Linked DNA regions of Homo sapiens: regions 2 and 3 are each linked to region 1. The links are chromatin loops, found by intact Hi-C in ENCODE. Cell type or tissue: B cell. All regions are shown on one strand. Links, peaks and the distances in the headings refer to the core of each region. The heading gives the core; the rest is flanking DNA.

Region 1 (6,760 bases), core at 948-5,947:
AGTTATTGTTCTGGTTAGCCAGCACTTACATCCTTAAGGAGCTGAGGACTGGTTAATTCCATCTCTCCTGGATATCTAGAAACATTTATAAAATCAAATGAGTGTTTCAGTAAAGCACACCCCTCCCGCGAGGATCCTAAATCTAGCTTTGTTCTAATCCTTCCTAAAACAAATGAAGGACAGAGGAGTTATTCCAAATATATTAGTTATATGTGGAGTGTTTACTCCACTGGAAATAATAAAAGTAAATAAAGCAGTGTTATGACTGAGGTCATAAAATCCATTTAGTGAAAACTAATATTACTAAACAATTTTAGAATATCAAACATTCAAATATATTTATGACTTCCTTAAATCAGAGAAATGGTGTTTCTTCAACACTTCTACAAAGAAATTCTTCAATTCAATGTTAAGTATTTTTGCAGTTCTACTGTCAAAAATATTTAACTGGACATAAAAGAGAAAACATGTAACAGTTTATGCAGATCCTACTTCACTTCTGCCTTCTTTTCAGGTTCACTTCTAGTCTTCAATTTTGCTTCTATTCCAAAGCAGAAGCGTATTTTCTGCTTCCAGGATGAAGTGTTTTCATTTGTACTCATATGTGAGTTGGATTGCAATTTCTAGTTAGTGTTTTTCTTCCTCACAAGGCTGAGAAATAAATCCTCAAAGATAGAGATCATAATTAGTGTCTCATATTTGCATTTCTACCCTTCAGAACCATGCTCAGCCAGTAGTATATACTGGTCTATACTAAATGAGTGAACAGAAGGCTGAGGACAACGCCAAGCACACAGTGGTTCCCTGTCACGAGCCCCTTCATTCCGCCTCAACGGAACATTTTCATGGAATGAACATTTTCGTGGAAACCAGTAAGCATCTGAAAAGTGGAACTGCATTTCCAGGCTGTCTAAATACCCAGAGTGATTACTTTCCCAAGAACGTTTCCCCTAATGGAAAATATAAACATTATGGTTTGTTTTCCCAGATCTCTGATTTTGATAGGGACCAACAAAATTGTAGCCACTGTAGAAGGTTTAGAATCTCATACAAATACAGAATAAGGTCTACAAGAAAAGGCTTATAACAATTAAATTTCCAGATACAATGGAAGGCTAAAACCACATACACTGTCTATGTATTTGTGGCCACATAATAAGACAAAACACAAATGAAAATAAGAACATTATGATGATTAAGTTCATCAGCACAAATTTGAGACTAGAGATAAAATCATATTATATATAATTTTCTGGTGTTACTGATAAAGATAGCTGATGGATAAAACAGAAGACAATATCATCTTGTAACGGGGAAATCAGGACATCTTTCAGTTTACAATCTCATACCAGATAGGAGTCAATGAATTGCTGCCTGTGAGGTAGTTGAAGGATTCAGGTAAGGGCATGATTAAACCAGGGAATGGAACACTGAGAATGGTTTAACCTCAAGTTATACCCTGACAACTGCCACTAGAAAGCAGCCATTGTGAAGGAAGTATGCCCCAACATTCTGACAAAGCTGAGCTTAACTCTGGATTTGATACCAAACAACACTATAGATTTTGTTTTTAAAAGCACACATATCAGTTCCAATTCAAGATTGATTGTGAGATTTCTTAATTCAAAACAACTGTCAAGTTAAGTGATAATATGCTAACTGTAAGGAAGCTAATGGTCAAAATAATTAAAAATAGTCAGTACCCAGCAAAGAACGCCATACCAAATATCCAGGATGTCCTCATGTCCTACCCATGTATCTTTTCCATGGAGGAAGTACAAAGAGGGAGTTATAAAAAGGTATTAACATATTGGATGAAACTAGATGTTGTGTGGGCTTTATCTTTGTTAAGTAATCTATACACTAATTTTTAATGTATTTCTGCTTCTCATTACATATTTTTCTATAATATGCATGCTTATTAGAGAGTGAATACTCCTTATTTATTAATTTTTCCTAAAACTTTAGGGTGAGAACTGAGCTACTTAGATTGATATCATAAAAGAGAGATCTGAGCTTTTATGCTATGGCATAAAAGAAATAAACTGCCATATTGTAAAAGGACATGTGAGAGGAGCACATGGCAAGGAATTGTGGGAGGTCCCTAGGAACTGACAGCAGCTCCATAGCTGAAAACCAGCAAGTCCTATAACCACATCATAATGAATATATGATAAATTATTCATATATATAATAAATGAATAAACTTTGAGGCATTTAGATGTAAACAAAATTTTAATCTTTAGGTAATAAAATTTATCAATATATAACTTTTGATACCTCCTTTACTGTTGGGCTTAGAAAAATTTTCCAAAACTCAATTATATAAAAACACAAATAGATCTTCTTCTAAACTTTTTGTTGTTTCTATTTTTACATTTAAAAAGTTAATCTGGCTGAGCACAGTGGCTCACTCCTGTAATCTCCAGCACTTTGGGAGGCCGAGGCAGGCGGATCACCAGCCTGACCAACATGATAAACCCCGTCCCTGCTAAAAATACAAAAATTAGCCAGGTGTGGTGGCACATGCCTATAATCCCAGCTACTCAGGAGACTGAGGCAGGAGAATTGGTTGAACCCGGGAGGCGGAGGTTGCAGTGAGCCGAGATCACACCACTGCACTCCAGCCTGGGTGACAGAGCGAAACTCCATCTCAATTAAAAAAAAAAAATTAATCCACAATTTTGCAAGTTGAAAAGAGTTCTATGGATGGATGGTGGTGATGGCAGCATAACCATGTGAATGTACTTAATGCCACTAAACTTGTACACTTAAAAATGGCTAAGATGGTAAATTTTGTCATATGTATTTTACCACACTTAAAAAAAAAAGTTAAAATCCTACCTAAAAAAAGTTAATCCACCTAGAACTCATTTTGGTGTATAATGATCAAAATCATTAGGACTTTTTTCCAAAGTGGTTAGCCAATTAAATCAGCATCAGTTATTGAATTACTTTTCCCACCAATTTGAATGCTTATATATACTTGGATATACTTCTGGTCTTTTCAACTGTACATAACTTGCAGTACCTGATTATATGGGGATTTCCAGTTAAAAGCATAAGCAGCACCTAGCCTAAATCCACAGACCCTAGAGTTCAAGTTCCAAGGGGCAGGTTCAAGAAAGGAAACATAAAGCACCAATCCTTGAGCTTTTAGTGACATCTAGTGGACTGTTATCATATGGTAACTTCTGTTCCGTGTCAGGAAGCATGCTTTCCTCCACTCAGCTTCTTAATCAACTAGGGCAATTTTAAATACAAATAAAAATGCAAGCCTTAGTATGTTTAGATGGCTCTCTCCCTCCAACCTTTCTCTTCGGTCCATCTCTCAGGTGCCAAACTGCAGCTCAGATAATCACTCCCATCTTCAGAAGTTTCAATAGTTTCCATGTAAATTAGCAGAGATGGGATATAAAATCAACAAGATGAAGACACTCCTAAAATTAATTACAAATAGAAACAAATGAACCTAGCTGTATTTAAAGTGGATAACATACACAAATGAAAGAGGAGTTTCCCTGTTTCATGGAATATCTTGAAATTTTACCACCTCTGGAAAGCCTCCTCATCAGAATTAATTGGTTTGCTTAGCACATTGCCCATGCCTATTTGATAACATTTCTTGCTCTGTTTTGCATTTTAGGTAGTTTATGCAGAAAAATGTTACCCACACTAAACTATGAGTGCCTGAAGGATAAAGAGGGTCTGATTCATCTCAGATTCAAACAACCCTGATACCTTTAAAAGCTACTTTATCTGTGAACTTGGCTCTGAGACTTTAAAGGGGGTATCAGTAGTTACTCCCAGGGCATTAATCCAGCCAATACTTGTCTTTTTCCCAACTTCTTCATTTCATCTGTTTTTTTCTTACTAGTTTGACCTTGAACTGATCTCACATTATTTGCCTCTCCTATTTGTTGATTCACATTCTGTGTTTCTCATTTCCCCTCTCCTGGTAATCAACCTCAAGATATGCTCTCTTAAATTAGTGTCTGTTAGTAATTCACCTGCATTCCTTCACCTTTATTTATATAGCACAAACTCCCAGCGAAAACTACCTTGATGTCAAAAGAGAATAGGTATAAGAAAATCAGTCTTCATTCACTGAGGGTTACTATGTGCTACATGCTTTTTTATATATTATCTCATTTAATTTTCACAGAAATTTAGCTCTTATACATCCTTCACATCTTAGTTCAATTATCACTTAAGGATGCATTCTCTAGGTGTCCTATATATAGTGGTCCCCAAGCTTTTTGGCACCAGGGACCAATTTTGTGGAAGACAACTTTTCCAGGGACCAGGGAGTCGGGGGAGATAGTTTTATGATGATTCAAGCACATTACATTTATTGTGCACTTTATTTCTACTATTATTACATTGTAATACATAATGAATTAATTATACAACTCACCATAAGTAGAATCAGTGGAGGCCCTGGGCTTGTTTTCCTGCAACTAGATGGTCCCAACTGGAGGTGATGGGAGACAGTGACAGATCATCAACTATTAGACTCTCATAAGGAGCATGCAACCTAGGTCCCTCACATGTGCAGTTCACAATAGGGCTCATGCTCCTGTAAGAATCTAATGCTGCTGCTGATCTCAAAGGAGGTGGAACTCAGGTGGTAATGCAAGTGATGGGAGCGGCTGTAAATACAGATGAAGCTTTGCCAGCTCGTCCACCACTCAGCTCCTGCTGTGCAGCCCAGTTCCTGGCCCAGGAGTTGGGGATCCCTGTTATACTACATCAAGCTTTTAAAAACATGTCTCATAGTGCTATGTATCTCTCTTTCATAGTGCTTGTCATGGTTAAAATGTTGCTTTTTGTATGACAATTTAACCAGTCTATCTTACCTTTTGAACACTGTTCCATGTGAGGATTAACAATGTCTACTTTGGCTCACCAATATGTCTCCATTGCTTAGCTAAGAGACAAGGATTAATTTATCCAAAACTAATCCTCAGTAGATTGGCATCCTGGAAAGGATTGGCCTTCTGCAAATTTCACTGAAAGCTGCTTTTAGCCCATTTTTAATGCAGTCAATCATGGTCAGCTGCACAGCCTGGGCCACAGTTACCCCTGCAGCTATAATGTTAGTACATTCTCAATCTTGAATGCTGATGTAGCAAGTCCTGCCTCTAGTTTGCTTTGCTGCCATACAGCTTCAATTACAAGACTTTGACTCCAGCCCTTTACCACCTTAGATAAAAGTATTATTCACAAAAAACATGTTCTTCTCAGCCCCATTTATATTCTACTGTCTCTCCCTTCTCCAGCTGTTGACTGCAAGGTTCAGTGACCCATTGTCAACCTGTCTAGGGCAGACTGATGTTATTATCAAGTCCTCAACTCCTGCAAATCCACAACCACGAGCACTGAAGTGACAGGGTTATAGCTATTTCTGCCATGACATATTGCTATTATATCCTAACCCCTAATTATTCCAGGGTAGGGGCTGGAATCTCCTATATTATGCAACTCAAAAGCCCCACAGCCCAAATGTGGGAGTTCCTCTCCCAAAGCTGAAGTCCAGTCATGCTAAATCTCTGTGTATTCCCACAGAATGCATCTGGGCAACTAGCAAGTACTACTCCACTGTCTCTGTGAATCGTCCTTAATGAATATTAATCTGGCCAATAAGTATGATTGCATTCTTGTCCCTATTTTATAGATAAGGGAAAAAAACAAAGAGCAACCTGACCAAGATCATTCACTAACTGTGATCTTGGTGCTGCTTTTCTGTTTGCCTTAGTTGGCGTGATATTAGCACAGCGTTTGCCATTTGGTGGGTACTACATAAATAAAAATTAGATTCAATGAATAAATGGATAGATAGACAACCAATCTCATGAGGGGAGCATTCTTGACCCTATTTTATAGGTAAGGGGAAAAAAACACAAAGAGTAATTAAGTAACCCGACCAAGATCACAGTTGGTGAATGGTGGACACAGGATTTAAATTCAGGTCTACAAGATTACATATTACTTATTCTAAATTACTACACTCTTCAACTCAGAGATTTCTCTAGGTGCCCCAAAGCCTGAGTCAACTGTAAATAACAATAAAAACAGCTACATTTTTTAAAAATCTAGGCACTGCACTAGGCACTTTATTTCTGGGGCAAAATTGAGTCTAAGCCAATTATGCCAGAGAGCAATAATTCTAAACCCTAACAGATAAGAAGGAATCAAGCCTTTATAATAACATCAACCTGCTTTACTTCTGACTGGTTAGGAATGGGGCACTGAGCCCATGGTGGAAGTTCTGGTCCCCTCAACTGAAGAGGTGAAGAAGAAAGAGGCAGCAGAAAATTAATGGGGACTATAAAGAGTCAAATATATCTCCAAGATTTCAAGCTGGATGAGTGCAGCTTGAGTAAATACAATTAAAACTCTCAAGTGTACTTTTTCTGAAGACTTTTGAGTATAGAAGCAATTTTACTAGGAATATAAATGATAAATTCCAAAGGAAAGTCTGTGCTACTGCTTTGCAGAATGCCGTAATACTACCACTTAACGAACCCCACTGCATTCCAGGCACTGTGCTGGGTGCTGTATATGAGTCATCTTATTTAAAACTTCCATAAATATGATGAAACTGTATTATCACCACACATGAAAAAAACGGAAGGTCTAAAGTTTTAAGAAAGTTGTCCAAGCTACATGAATAACAGAATGAGAGCTTCTGCATATGATCAAAAGATTCTCTCTCTACTATAACAAGCAGCCTTCAAACCTGAGAAAGCTTTACTAT
Region 2 (6,760 bases), core at 1,069-6,068, 350 kb before region 1:
CACTGCCCAGTGGATCATTCATGATTCAGCAGTGATTGCAGGAGGCCTGCGGAGCTGACCAGGGACCAAAGTGGGCTCACAGACAGAAAGGGCAGGGCAGGAACCACCTACCCACATTCTCCAGGAGGAGGGGAGGAGAAGCAAGGAGAAATGAGGGTATTGGTCTTCCGCCTCTGGAGAGGGAGCTTGTGGGCATCCCCTCCTGCTTCCCCTTGAGGGAATCAAGGCAGAGAGGCTGGGGGGGATGGCCAGGGAGGGCTTTTTCTTCCCTTGCTCTGGGAAGTGCTAGGATCTACGTTCCTAAAAGACCATCCTGTGGTACCTGTGGTATACCACATGCTAATGTTTGGGATCAGGAAGTTGTCATGTTGTCACTGGCTCTGGAGATCACTGGACAGGAGGACCAGCCCAAGAGTAAGCCCTCCTGAGAGTTCTCAAAGCAGGAGAATCAGTGTTTCTGGCCAAGACTCCATAAACCTCATGAAGCCTGGTTTCTCCTTTAATAATAATGATACTAATAATAGCTAATATCCATTGAGCACACATTAGGTACTAGGCACTCTTGTAAGTGTTCTGCATTTATTAACTTATTTAATTCTTACAACTCTCAGAGGAGGTTAAAAATTAATCTTCACTGTACAGTCCTTCCAACGATAACCATGATTATCCTTGAACATAGAGACTTGATATTCCAGCTCCATGATTTCAGCAGTTGGGAGCTTTTCATTTCCTTTGCAGCCCTTGGCTCGGTGATAGGCACAACTATAAGGTCAAGTGGGTGTTTTTCAGGCAAGTCTGCCACGTGGACTTGATGCTGTGCCTGGGGCTGGTTCCCAGCTTGGGGCTCCCACATAGACGCGGCTTATGCCAGGGCAAAAGCCAGCCTTGTGACCAGTTCTATGCCAGCTACAAGAGCTGGGCTTTTTAGTAACTTCAGCACAGGAGCCACGTACCGTGTACAGTAGGGTAGGATTGTCTGAGCCCAAACACTGGCCAGAGGACTAGTGCAGCCATCTGGAAGAGTCAGCTCACAAAGAGGAGACTTCCTCAGGGCCCCACTGTATAGACAGTGCCTCTGGGATTCCAGTGTTAGGAACAGTCTGAAGAGGATTCAGCCCAAGACTCCTGTCTATTAGAAAAATTGCCTCCCTGGCTGAAAGAGGCCAGGAAGCAGTTGCATCCCTGTGGGCCGTCTTCCCAGATGCTGCTTTGTGTGGTGTAGAAAAAAACAAAAAGTGACTTAGGTCAGAAACTTGAGGCATGACTATATCCCACCGTCAGCCAGCGAAAGCCCATGAGAAAGAGAGAAAAGGATGGTTGGAAGTGTAGGAGGAGAACAGGCATATTCAGGGTACCAGCAGTGCAGCAAGGTTTTTGGAGGAGCACCAGGCTGGAGCCATGAGAGGGTAGGGTCAGGGAGGAGGGGTACAGAGGGGGACTGCAGTCAGAGGTTCCCAGGCGACCATCCCCAAGGGAAGTCAAGGTCAGAGAGAGCAGAGAGCAGCCGTGGAGTCCAAGGCTGGACAGTGAAGCCCAGGGGCAGTCCCAGCCCATGCCACATATGCTTTCAGAGGCCCTGGTTCCCGCTGAAGCACATTTTTGGACATTTGATTTCTCCCTTCTGCCTCTCTCCTTTTCTTGTACATACATGTATGTTGAATAATATCAATTATCAAAGTTTACCTAGCATCCATTAAGTTCCAGATGCTGTGTTAAACATGTTACATTCATTTTTTCATTTAAGTCTCACACAGCTCTGTGAGGTAGGATCTATTGTTGTGTTGCTAAAGAGTGGAATAACCTGAGGTTTAGAGGAATTTAGAAACTTGCTCAAGGACACACAACTCAAAAATGGCAAAGCCAGAAAGTGAAGCCAGCTCCAGCACTCATGCTTTTAAATACCACACTCTCTCCTGGGTTCCCAAAGTGAAAAGACCCCATCCTGACTTTGATAAGTGGATGACAGCCCAGGGCCCTAGCAGAATCCCAGCAGGGGAAGACTCTCCTGGAAGCTCCTTGGCAAAACAAGCCACCCTCTTGTCTGTCTCCAGCCACTGACCTCTAAGTCCCAGTGCTAATCCTGCTTTGGAAAATCACAAACTCCATGGGAGATCAAAGGCAAAGTCCCAGCTCCCGCCTATCAATCCATTCCTGCTTGGCCCTTTATGTGGTGCAGGCCCCCAGGGAGGCAGCAACCACAAGCCAGGAGATACTCTCGGCTCTGCTTTCATAGAGAAAGCCTCCATTGGCTATGGAAATTGGGCAATTTTTCACTTAAAACCATCTGAAAACAAACTTCAGTGCCTTCAAAATTATATATTCACAGAACATTTCTAGACTCTGGAATAGGATTAGATGGTAATGATTTAATTGATGGTTAAGTGTGTAGATAAAATGAATATGCTGAATTCTTTCCGTAATTATCTCTCCAAGGAGCCCCAGCAGCTGTAATTACTGTCTGAGGCCAAAATTATAAACCAGCTGTAGTTTTAAGCAAAATACATTGCAGCCTCCACTGGATCATTGAAGAAAAGTCGGTCACGACCAGCACAGAGGCCCACTAGGACCCATCAAAAAGGGAGCACAGCCCTTGAAGAAGTTCATTCCCAAACCTCAGGGAATATGTTCTGGCAGCATTGTTCTACATCCTGGTGCCTCACTGTCACTGCACGCTGCTCTCTCCTTGCAGCTGGAAACCCTTCTTCCTCCCCTAGGAAGATTTCTCAGACCTGTCAGTTCATACTGATCTCTCACCCTGAGGATTAGAGAGCAGGCTGAGCAAAAAGAGGCACTATTAAATCTCAGCCCAGGGAGGATGGAGGAGCCCTCATCGACCTGCAGGTAGACTGGCAGTCTCACTACAACTCAGAGTCTGTACCCTTTTTGTAGCCAATAGGCCAAATTAGGTTCTAAATCTACTTCTATAGTAACTGGAATGTTACTTCTATAGTAAACTGGAATGGCTGCTTCCACTGATCAAATGAATCCAATCATGACCAAATTCTCTATAGAAGCTAAGCTCTTGCCTGAATAGTTATGCAAAATCCATGCATTCATTCAACAACCGTCACAGAATTATGGAGTACCTCCTATGTGCCAGGTACTATGTGAAGGATTGGGTATACAATGGCAAATAGAGCAGATATGGCTCCTGCACTATTGGACTGTGGCTCTTGAATTATCCTTCACTTGACTTGGAACCTGCCAACAGTCCTGTCTGGGACATTAGGATCTGCATCTGGAGATGAGGTGGTGGGTAGAAGAGAGTTTCAGGATGAAGTGGGCATGCTGAAGGTGAAGAACGGAGCACATGAGCTGCTGATTTCAGCTGAGCTGGCTGGAGACACTGGCCTTGGCTCCCAGGAGCCTTGTCTGCTGCGCAGCCTCTTTCATGCATTCAGCACTTCCTGAGGTGCCTACCATGTGCACGGGCTGTGCTCTCTGTGGTTCACTCCTTCTACCCCCTAAAACATGGACCCCATGCCCTATCCTTGCTGTGTGGAGCTCTTGCTAGGTATGACTAAGACAGAATACAGTACCAGGTAACACCATAACTGTTATTAAACAATCTAATTATTTTCTTATGTCTATTTCCTCAGCCAGATTGTAAATTCTGTGGGGGATGGGACCAGCATTTCCCCATTATACCTCAGTGCCAGGTAGGGTGCTTTGCACTTGCTCAGAAATATTCGGTTTAAAATAAATTCTCCAACTCCACTTCCAAAGGGGAGGCCAGGGGATTCCTTTTCAGGTGAACATGTTAGGCAGTCGGGTCTGCAGAACAATGAGCAAATCTAGACTTCCACAAGGGCACACCAGAATCCACTCATTCCCATTCAAAAAGTCCTCTCTCTCATTCTCATTCCTTCTTTCATTCTCATTCTCATTCATTCATTATCTCTCTCTCTCTCTGCTTTTCTCCCTCTCTCTCATTTTCCTCACTAGACTGTGTACTCCTGGAAGGCAGGCGCCATGTGTTTTTATCACTGAATCCTCAGTGTCTGGACATCGCGTGGTACACAGGGCCCCTAAATACTTTTTTTTTGAATGGATGTATCAATGAACCCATCAGAGTCCTGAAGAGTTACCTGCAGTGATGTCAATGGCCAGGGGAGGGCAGCAAAGGGCAGCAGAGCTGATGGCAGAGGCCCTAGGAAAGGCCTACTGCTCTTTGAGAGACAGATGCTTGTCATTGGGTCAAGGAACCCATTACCCATGTGAGTATTTGGAGATATTGAGAGCCCCAGGACTGGAGAAAACGGCTGACAGGAATCCAGAGAAGCCCAGTGTCATAAAGGAGGGGGACCAATTTGAGTGGGGAGCTGCAGAAGTGGGTGCCCAGTGCTGGGGGTGAAGGTGTGTGGAAAGAGGAGCTGAAATCCCGATTCCCAGCAAGATAGTCTAGAGTCACAGTGTTGGCAGCACGAGTCCTGTGCTGAGCTCTCTGGGACTCCAAACATGCCTGAAGGGCTTTGCCTCTCTGGTTCTTGAAATGACAAGTGTTCCGAAAGACGGGTCTGACACCATCCTCCACCCTGGTTTGCGCTGCAGAAGAGTGGGAGGAGAGAGCCAAAAGCAGGCCACAGCTGTATGTGTGTGGAGACGTGTTCTCCAGCCCCTCTTCGAGTCCCACCACAGGGGTGGGAAATGGCAGCGTTGGGTCTGTAGAGGAAAAGCTCCTCCCCTCAGCCATTTTCACTGAGAGCAGAGCGTTGATGGCATGTGCAGAGACATGGCAGGAGGCGGTGGGGTTCCTGGGATCATCTCTTATCTGGAGAGTTTCTCAGTGGGCGCTGCTGGTCTGGCAAGCTTTGAGATTCAGATTTCGTTTGCTGCCCTGTGGTGTCTGTGCTGGCTTGAGCTTTTTGGAATAGGCTACAAAATGGTTTGCTCCCAGGAGGTGGATAATGGAGTGCAGAGTTGTCATGAGAAGAAACAGGGTGCCTGTGGGGGAGAGTCATAGCTGGAAGGTTGGCTGGGTATTGCCAGGGGAGAAGGGGATGGTGTTTTTCTTGGTGTCCCAGAAGAAGGGATCCATCTCCAGGGCTGAACCTGTTGGGCCCACACAGTCCCATTCCTTTTGCCAGTGACTGCTTCAAAAATTGGCATACTTCTGGCCATGATGTGTAAGGAGCCAGTTTGCTGGGCACTTGAATAATTTTTTCCTTGCTCTTAACAGAGAGCTACAAGAAGTGCGTTTTCCTGTGGCTACTTTCATGTCTGGATGCAATGCCTAGACCTGCATCCATCTTGCGACCAACCTGAAGATGAACAGAAAGGAAGGAAGGATGGCCCAATAGCCTGGGAAGAACTGGTGTTCCTGATACCATCATTAACCACAGAATCTACAATCCCGGAACCCCCCATCCTTAACCATGGAATCTACAATCCTATCTCTAGACCCTTTGTCCAGATGCTACAGTTTCTTTGTTCAATCTAGTTTGTGTCAGGATTTCTGTTCATTACATCAAAAGTATTCTAATACTTGTAGCAAAGCAACTGGAGAAGTTTTCACTTTGTCTTTAACCAAAGAAGACTTCCAGGAAACATCTCCTCAGTGGGTTTCTCCCTCACCACTGGATTTTTATCTCTGTACTAGTGCTTTGATTTGTTTTAGGAGTCTCACCTCTCCACCTGTCATATTTCCCTGGCAGGCTCATTTCTGCTAATGCCCACAATATGTGTATCAATGAGCTTTCAACGTTAGGTACACAGCTCTTCAGGCATGTATAGCACATTAATCTGTCTGCTTCTAAGTGGTCTGTTGACATGTTTGGGTGCCAGTTATATCTACAAGGCTGTGATCATTGTCCTGGGTTATTCTGTTTGTTCTCTCTGCAGGATGCATTAGGACACCCAAGGCCATGGCCATCACTTACATCTAGGATTCAATCTTATCTCCTGTGAATCACTGGAAACCTCCTGTCCTGGAACCCTTTTTTTCCACATCCCACTGGATGTCATTCATAGCAACTGGTCTTGTGGGTTGTCTATTTTATTGTGTTGTCTTACTCTTCCTCCTGGTATCAGTTTTTAAATCCTCTTGATGAGATCAGCTGATCAGTCGCTAAGCAACATAGTCCCCCATGTCTTTGTAAGATTCTCTGCACTCATGGCTAGAATGATTTATTCTGGTATCTTAAGCTGTGTTTCAGAACCTCATTCTAAATATCAACCTATTCTTGTAAGTCCACTACTGATCATCTTTAGATATTCTTCAGTCTTCCAGAGTTCCAAAGGGCAGTAGGAAGAAGCAATGAAAATACCACCTGTATTCTCACATCTTTCATTGTTCCACTCAAAAAATACCACCATGTTCACTTCTGGTGGAACGTTTATGTCCATGAGAAGCAGTGGCTTTGAAGAGTTTTGGCAGACTATGGCGCCTTACTCAACATTGGGAAGGTATCTTGCCATCAGACCTTTTGGGTCTCCATGAAACTTCTTATACCCCCTCTGGGAAAAGTCACTAACTGTGATCTTACTGAGCTTCTAAACACAGCATTTTTTTTACACTTAAGTGAGCGGGGGTCCTCCTCATTTGTGCTTCTCTTCTTGTAAGGGTGACTTCCTCCCAGTAGGATGAATCTCATGCCTATTTGTGTTATTTTGCTAATTCCAGCTTCTTTTCTACTCAGGGGGGTTCCAACTCTTTTAAGGTCTCATCTTCAGCACTTCTAAACTGTGGGAAACTATGTGAAAACAAATGGAGTGGCCAAACACACCATTCATCACTGTGCTTCTGGACAGCTGCAAGTCC
Region 3 (6,760 bases), core at 559-5,558, 260 kb before region 1:
TGAAGCTTCTATTACTGATGATCAAAATTACTTTTAATTGCATCTACTGTAAAATGTGACAGTTGTCTCCAAAGGACTCATAAGGTTCAAAAAGTGGCTTTTGTTACTATCTCCAATGTTCTCAAGTCAGATGTTTAAGTTATTAAATCACAAAAGGAAAGGAGCATCAGTGGAGTACAGAAAAGTAATGTGCAGCAGGGTGTCTTCTCCTCCTTCTTCCCTCCCTGGAGGGCTCGCACTGCAGGGAGTCAAAGGAAGGTTGGGAGGAAGAAAACAGAACCAGCAGAAGGGGCAAAGCCCCCAAGCCAGGCACAGGTTGCTAAGGCTACAGCCTTGATGTTAATTGCTCATAATTTAGAACACTGAAATACAGGAGTAGTCATTTCACCCAAGGGACAATGTGGATGCTGAATGTCCGCATTTCAAAGAAGGTATTGAAATTAAATTTTGAGAACTAGTAAAACGACTCAAGTTTGAAAGCACAAATGGTAGACTCATCAGTCTTTCCAATTAGCTTCTTGGAACTGCTTCTTCCATCCTTTGATGGGATCATCACCGTTTTTTGACTGTAACTACAGTGACCAATCTCAGCTCCTGGACAGGCTCAAATACATTATCAGTTGTATCATCCTAGACCTGAAACAGATCATGAGCAGAAAAGAAACTATCATCCCTTTGGAATGATTTAGGATTGATTCCCAAATGAAAGCAAAGGAAAATGCTTGAGTGTGACCAATTAGATTCATATAGGAAACATCTCATGAGCTCCAACTTTGTGCAAGGCCCTGGGCCAGGCTCACTGTGGTAGACACAAGACAATCAGGAAGGGACTGGGCCACCAATGAGCTCCTGGTATATTTGGGAGCAAAGACACAGCATGAGAAATGCAAGCAGTACAACTGTGGATCAGTTATTAGAATCGTGGACCTCCAATTCCAGCTCCAGGTGACATTGAACAAGTTCCACTTAACCTTGATAAGACTTCCTTTCTGTCTATATATCATTTGACCAGATGATCTCTAAGGTGAGTTCCATCAATCCCACTGCCAATCCTTCTCTTTCACTTCGCAATAGCATATAAGTGATGTCTCAAGGACAGTAGCTGAGTATTTGTTTAACTGTCTACTCAATGGATCAGACAATAACTGCAGTAGAAGCTTATGGAAGAAGGTGGGGTAACCTGCATCACATACATGCTTTTGTTCCTTCTAGCTGAGGAAGGCAGGAAAGGATTTAAGGAGAAGGTGAGATTTGAGTTGAGGCCAGAAAGATCAACAGAAGAGATACTAGGAGAAGAGTGTTAAGGTAATTCCAACAGCATTTCCCTAATATTTTGTGTTGTGGTAAACACAGGAAGCCACATCTGGTGCACACTGGGGTAACCCCACCAGGTGAGAAGGTAAGGCTAGGGGGTAAAGAGAGCCCACCTGGCCTCCCACAAAGCTGAGGGGAAATTTGTATCTCAGCATACCTGTAGGTCATTAGTGGCACACCTGTGTCCTGCAGCTGGCACTTGTGCCTGCTGGGAAACTCCCATCTAGGAGTCCGATAGCAGGAAAGAGCATTCTGCCTTTTTCAGATTTCTGGTGGAGTCAGGTGTAGAAGTGTGTGAGAAGAGTTGCAGGGAGAAAACCTATGGAAACGTACTTTTATCTTGGTTGTCGACCTTGAAGAAATAATAATTAATGTGTATCGAAAATCCCTTCTCTATTACAGGTACTAGTCCAAGCCATAATTCATTTTTTTTAACAACTTCATAGGTAAATTCAGGTGTTAATATCTTTAGGAGAAACTGAGGCATAGGGAGAAATGGTACCATAGCATCTGTGGAGGGGTAGCCTGGGAGAGTATTCCTGAGAGGCAATGCCATCACTGTGTGAAAGGCAATATCACTGTGCTTGGGAAGGTGATAGTGCCAAGTTAGATGACAGATATATTTCAACTGCCCCTGCACTCCAAAAGCTGACACTTCCAGCCTAAGAACAAACTGTAAAGCATCAAGTTGGGCCCAGTACATAAGAAGCTTCTTGCAATGAAGTAGCAGTGCATTATGCTGTAGAAAGAACAGAGAAGCACACAATCAGCAGACAGCATGGGAAAGTAGAACCTGGAATTACTCAATCTACTTAGGAGCTTTTCAGAACTGAGGAGGGGTCACATGTCAGATTAAAGGAAGGAAGTCCAAGCCTCAGGGCCTGGGTTTCAACAGGAAAAGCCCTGGTGCAGCATCCCTCAGTGTATGTTCCCTACCTCAGGCCTGTTTGTGAGGCAAGCGAGGGTAGGTGACAAGACTAGAGAAAAAAACAGATGTTGGTTCTGCCAGGATTTGGACCATCACATTCACCATGGCCTAAGCCCACTCAGAATTGTCTATAGATAAGTTTCATACTTTATCATAAGACTGATGGTGAGCCAATGAAGTGCTCTAAGCAAGTGAGTGATGTGATTTTTATGTGGATCACTATGGCTGGAGTATAGGTGATGGACCAGAAAGGAGACAAGGGGGTAGCTTAGATCAGTTGTGTCCAAAGAGGATTCATATGCCCCAGAGGTGTGCAATGTGGTGCTCTGAAGTTTGTTATTTTAAAAATAAAATAAAGTCTACTCAAAGTGAACATAAAGATGGACACAGGTACCCTCTTTTAATTCCAATCAAATCATTATTTGAAATGTAATTTAAATTTCAATCATTACTATTAATGATTCACCATATTTGGTTCATATTGTTACTTCAGATATTTGCTAATTGTAGTATAAAGCCATTACAATCAAGATAGTTCAAAGACAATATTTCAAATATACAATATTTCATCTTTATCTTAGTAAAATTTTGTGTATGTTTTTAATGTGTTCATGAAAACTAGTCAAATAATACATGAATATAATTGATAAACAAGAAAATATACATATACTGGCAGTCAGTGCATGCTCAAAATTTTTTATGAATAGAAGTGCAGTGAATCAGTCCGGACCCATTCAGGAGAGAAACCATCCAGTAATTCAAACAGGGAAAGCTTAATATAAATAAATACTATAACAGAGGATCGAACTAATGAAGGATTGGCTAGCAAGAAGTACAATGAACTCTAAAAACTATAGGATTAGCAGATATGAGGAGCAGAGCACTCAAGGAAGAGATCCTCCCTGCCCTCAAGGCTGAAACACAGACCTTGTTGGAGAGGGCACAGCCATCACTCACTGAATGGCAGAGAAGTCAATGTGGTACTGCACCAGTAGAACTTACCGGAAATCTGCCATCTAGGTGCTAGGAAAAGCTGTTCATGGGAAGGTGTCTCGCCAAGGGGGTTCCTGGGGAAGCTGCTGCCCACTGGGTGCTGCTGATTGCTATATGCTGCAGGGGCTGAGTGCCGGAGAGGCCATGGGTGTTGTGGAGCCTTGCACTGAAGCTGCTGCCCATATTGCAGGAAAGTGGTTCCTGGGGGCTGGAGGAAGTGTGCCTCCCTGCAGAAGCCTCAGGGGAGGACACCAGAGCTAGGAAGAAAAAAACCCCGTTCCTCTTGCAATGCCTCTCCTGTGCCCTCTGCTGACAGAGCTTAACATTGTTCTGGGTGGTAAAAGGAAATATATTTAAAGGTCCCAACTTGACTTTTCCAGAGCAGAAAATGAAGGGTGAATTTGAAGCTGAAAGAAAATAACTTTGTAACTGGCACATGCACATCAAAAAATTGGGGGGCACATACCCCATATATGTATATTTACTTACTTACAAGTTTTATACGTGTATAGAATTCTAACATTATGTGTGTAATAAACATACAAAAGAGAAATAACAAAGATGAGAAAATATAAATAGAAGTCCTACTATTTTATTCTTGCACCCTAGTGTATGTCATCTCACACCCCACTTTTAAGATCACTGCACGCAGTCAAGACCTTCAGGGACCAGTACCAAATGGCTTACTCTTTGATGCCTTTCTCGTCTTCCTAGCTCACAGTAATCTCTGTGTATTTCACATGTTTGTATGCATCCTGCTCTGTGTTGCTACTTCAGCTTTTCATAGGTGTGTCTCATCTTCCATAACAAGTGCAGGGGAGCACATGTCATATTATTTTGTACTATTCTTCACGGGGCTAGGCATAAATTACACAGTCATCAGAGACCTGTTAGTTCACTGAGTATTCTTAAATAACATCAATATTTACCTTAACGCTTCACTTCTGTTATTCAGATCATAACCATCGAGAAGCATCATATATTTCTGAACTTTAAACTGTAGATCTAGGTCTTATTGTCATCCAGGGATAGTAGGCAAGTGAGTAATAAAGTGCATTCGTTGATTTCAGTATTGAATATCTGCTGCACAACTTTCTGACTAGTCTACATAAACCCTCTGTCAAGCCCAGTGTAGATATTGGGGACAGGTGTGCAAACCCAGCGGCTTTGCTGGAGAGACATTTATCTCCTCTCCATCTCTGATGTGCCTAGACATCAACTGAATACAAACTCCTGAGATTCTAACCTAATATGAGTTTATGCTTCTTCAAGAAGGAAAACGCCTACTTTCTTAAAATTCATTTATGTCAGAAGTCAGTCTGAGGCAGATTGAGCTACACTGGGTAAATTCTCACAGCACTTCACAAACACATATATTTCCCAAGCCCCTCAGGGATGTTCAGTTATCTGCTGAGCTAGTTGGGATTTGACTAAATAGCCACACAATTGCTCACCATCTGGGCCATCCTCAGACCTAGACCTGCAAAGAAAAGGAAGGTCTGTTGGTCCCTCTGTGCCCTCCCACTCCCATCCTGTTCCCACCACTCCTGTAGAGTTTTTTTTCCTGGAAAACACATTTGCAAGCCAATCACCACCAGCTCACCCATACAACAGACTCTGAAATAGAGTGGTTGGTTACTCATTAATTTTTCCTTCCTTTCTCCTTACTCTCAGGCCTGAGTGTCACACTCCTGGTGATGTCTGTAAAATAGAATCTTCCCAGCCCTGGGGATTCAAATACCAGCATATCTTTCAAGTAAACTCACAATTTGAGGATATTTTGCTTGCTAGAGAAGCAAAATGTTGACAAAACATGGCTTAGTCTCATCTCAAGTTTCTACTTCCATCTTCAGAATCGATGAGGATGCTGGAAAGTGCATCATTAATCCCATTGCATCATCTTATTGAAGATGCTGGTGTGGTGTTTACAAAAGGAGATGCTTTCTTTCCCCATAAAATCAATGATGACAGGGTAAGGCTCTGGGCAGGGAATGAGCAGTCTGGAGCTCCAGTCCGACATACAGCTCCCACACAAGGAGTCCGTAACTCAGCGGCTGCTCTCAAAAGTGGGCCAGCACTGCCACTGCATCCTACATTAGGTGGCTGCCATCGGACAGGCTGCCCAAAGCCTCAGGGCCCTCTTGCACTGACTGTGGGAGCTTGACCCTGGCTAGCCACATCCCTGGTCAATTAGCATGAATGACAGATGCTTAAAAATATAACCACTGCCCCAAACGACATTCAGATAATACTCTTCTTATATAAAGACCGAGGGAATTACTGGGCTTTCAGTTTCTTTCCCCACCAAAGTTCATGATACTTAACCATTAAGAAACAGGCAATATATACCACTTCATCTTTTTCAAGGAGGTTAAAAAAATCATTAAAGATAATTTTTTAAAACCCTAGTTATTTATGTAGGACCAGGACTTTATTAGCTGGCCGCTTTGATCTTGACTTTTTTTAAGACAAAATCATGACATCATTTAAAAAATCACTGGTTTTGTTACCCTGATACTTACTTCACGCCTAATCTCACTCCATAAGTGACCATCCCTCACACATAGGTTGAGAGTGAGCAATGGGATCAGGGTCAAGAATCCACTATAAATAATTGTTTTACACATTTAGAAATGTTTTTAAAGCTAAACATTTATCTGTTTGCTTTTAGATAGTGTCAAAATGCAAGTAGCATTTATTTTCTCTCTCTTTCTACATCACGTCTTCTGGAAAAATCATGCTCTCAGGTTGAAAGTTGGTGGTGGTGGCAATAGCAATGCCAGTCACCAAAGAAGGAGCTGTGGCAGTGGGCATTGAGAGGAGAAGAGATTGGACCTGAAAGAAAAGAGAATGAGCTCTAACATAAGCCTTGAGATATGGAAGATGAAGGAAAGTGAGCCCAGGCCCCAGGGCTGCATTTTGAGGTGTGTATCTATGAGGCAGAAGTAGGCTGAGACATAGGAAAGAGGGGATAAAAACTTGTGGCCTGCAGGACAGATCAATGCACGTAGGCAGCTCAGGTAGGAGGTGACTTTGGCCATTCTTCAAACTGATGTTATTTAAATATCTGTTCAGTGTTTATGAGAAGTTGGCTGCTCTGATGGGTAGACAAAGAGGGTTGTTGGAGACAGTGCTAGTCTTTCCTTTACCACCCAAATAGCTCAAGCCTGAAGCCTGCATTTGCCTGGACCTACACCTTCAGAAGACATATTAGTGAGCATCTACTGCAACTTGAGCTATTTGGGAATGTCATCACTTCTTCAGGTATTATTTCCAACCATATGTAATGTTCTTCTAGAAAGTTATACAGATTAATAGGTTCCTCCACCTCAATGTTTTAGTACCCTTTATTGATTAGTTCTCTGGAAATCTGTCCGGCCAGCCTGATCCTTATTCAGCCTCTGATGTATCATCTATTCAGCAAAAACTATATTGACCCATGAGGCATCCTCGGTGGGTCCCCCCCTGGCATGAGTGACTCACAGGGTGGAGTGTGATGAAAGCAGCAGAATGCCAGTGTCTCTG

Evidence for each region. A loop is a pair of places that touch in the nucleus more often than their neighbours do. Peaks named below come from ENCODE experiments on the same cell type or tissue, not always from the same donor. Only the 100,000 strongest peaks of a DNase experiment are listed, where the experiment ranks them.
Region 2: it touches region 1 in a loop (27-fold over the local background); 64 of 110 quality-filtered maps call a loop at or near these places.
Region 3: it touches region 1 in a loop (6-fold over the local background); 8 of 110 quality-filtered maps call a loop at or near these places.

What each region holds. Positions count from the first base shown.
Region 1 is chr11:7,094,833-7,101,592 of GRCh38, reverse strand. No RefSeq gene overlaps it. Among named protein-coding and RNA genes, the nearest start is that of RBMXL2, 9.2 kb to the right of the region's middle. In B cell, for the core only: CTCF peaks have their summits at 2,967 and 3,167 (motif pointing left); a DNase peak (open chromatin) is centred at 3,152.
Region 2 is chr11:7,440,139-7,446,898 of GRCh38, reverse strand. The region is part of intron 6 of SYT9 (synaptotagmin 9); the gene reads right to left. SYT9-AS1 (SYT9 antisense RNA 1) reads left to right here. Exons shown (of 5, transcript NR_103855.1): 5 at 5,180-6,760. Among named protein-coding and RNA genes, the nearest start is that of SYT9-AS1, 22 kb to the left of the region's middle. RefSeq lists an enhancer at 4,009-4,058 and a silencer at 4,027-4,321. In B cell, for the core only: CTCF peaks have their summits at 3,902 and 4,110 (motif pointing right); a DNase peak (open chromatin) is centred at 4,118.
Region 3 is chr11:7,349,973-7,356,732 of GRCh38, reverse strand. All of the region lies in intron 3 of SYT9 (synaptotagmin 9), which reads right to left. Among named protein-coding and RNA genes, the nearest start is that of SYT9, 100 kb to the right of the region's middle. In B cell, for the core only: CTCF peaks have their summits at 3,340 and 3,540 (motif pointing left); a DNase peak (open chromatin) is centred at 3,522.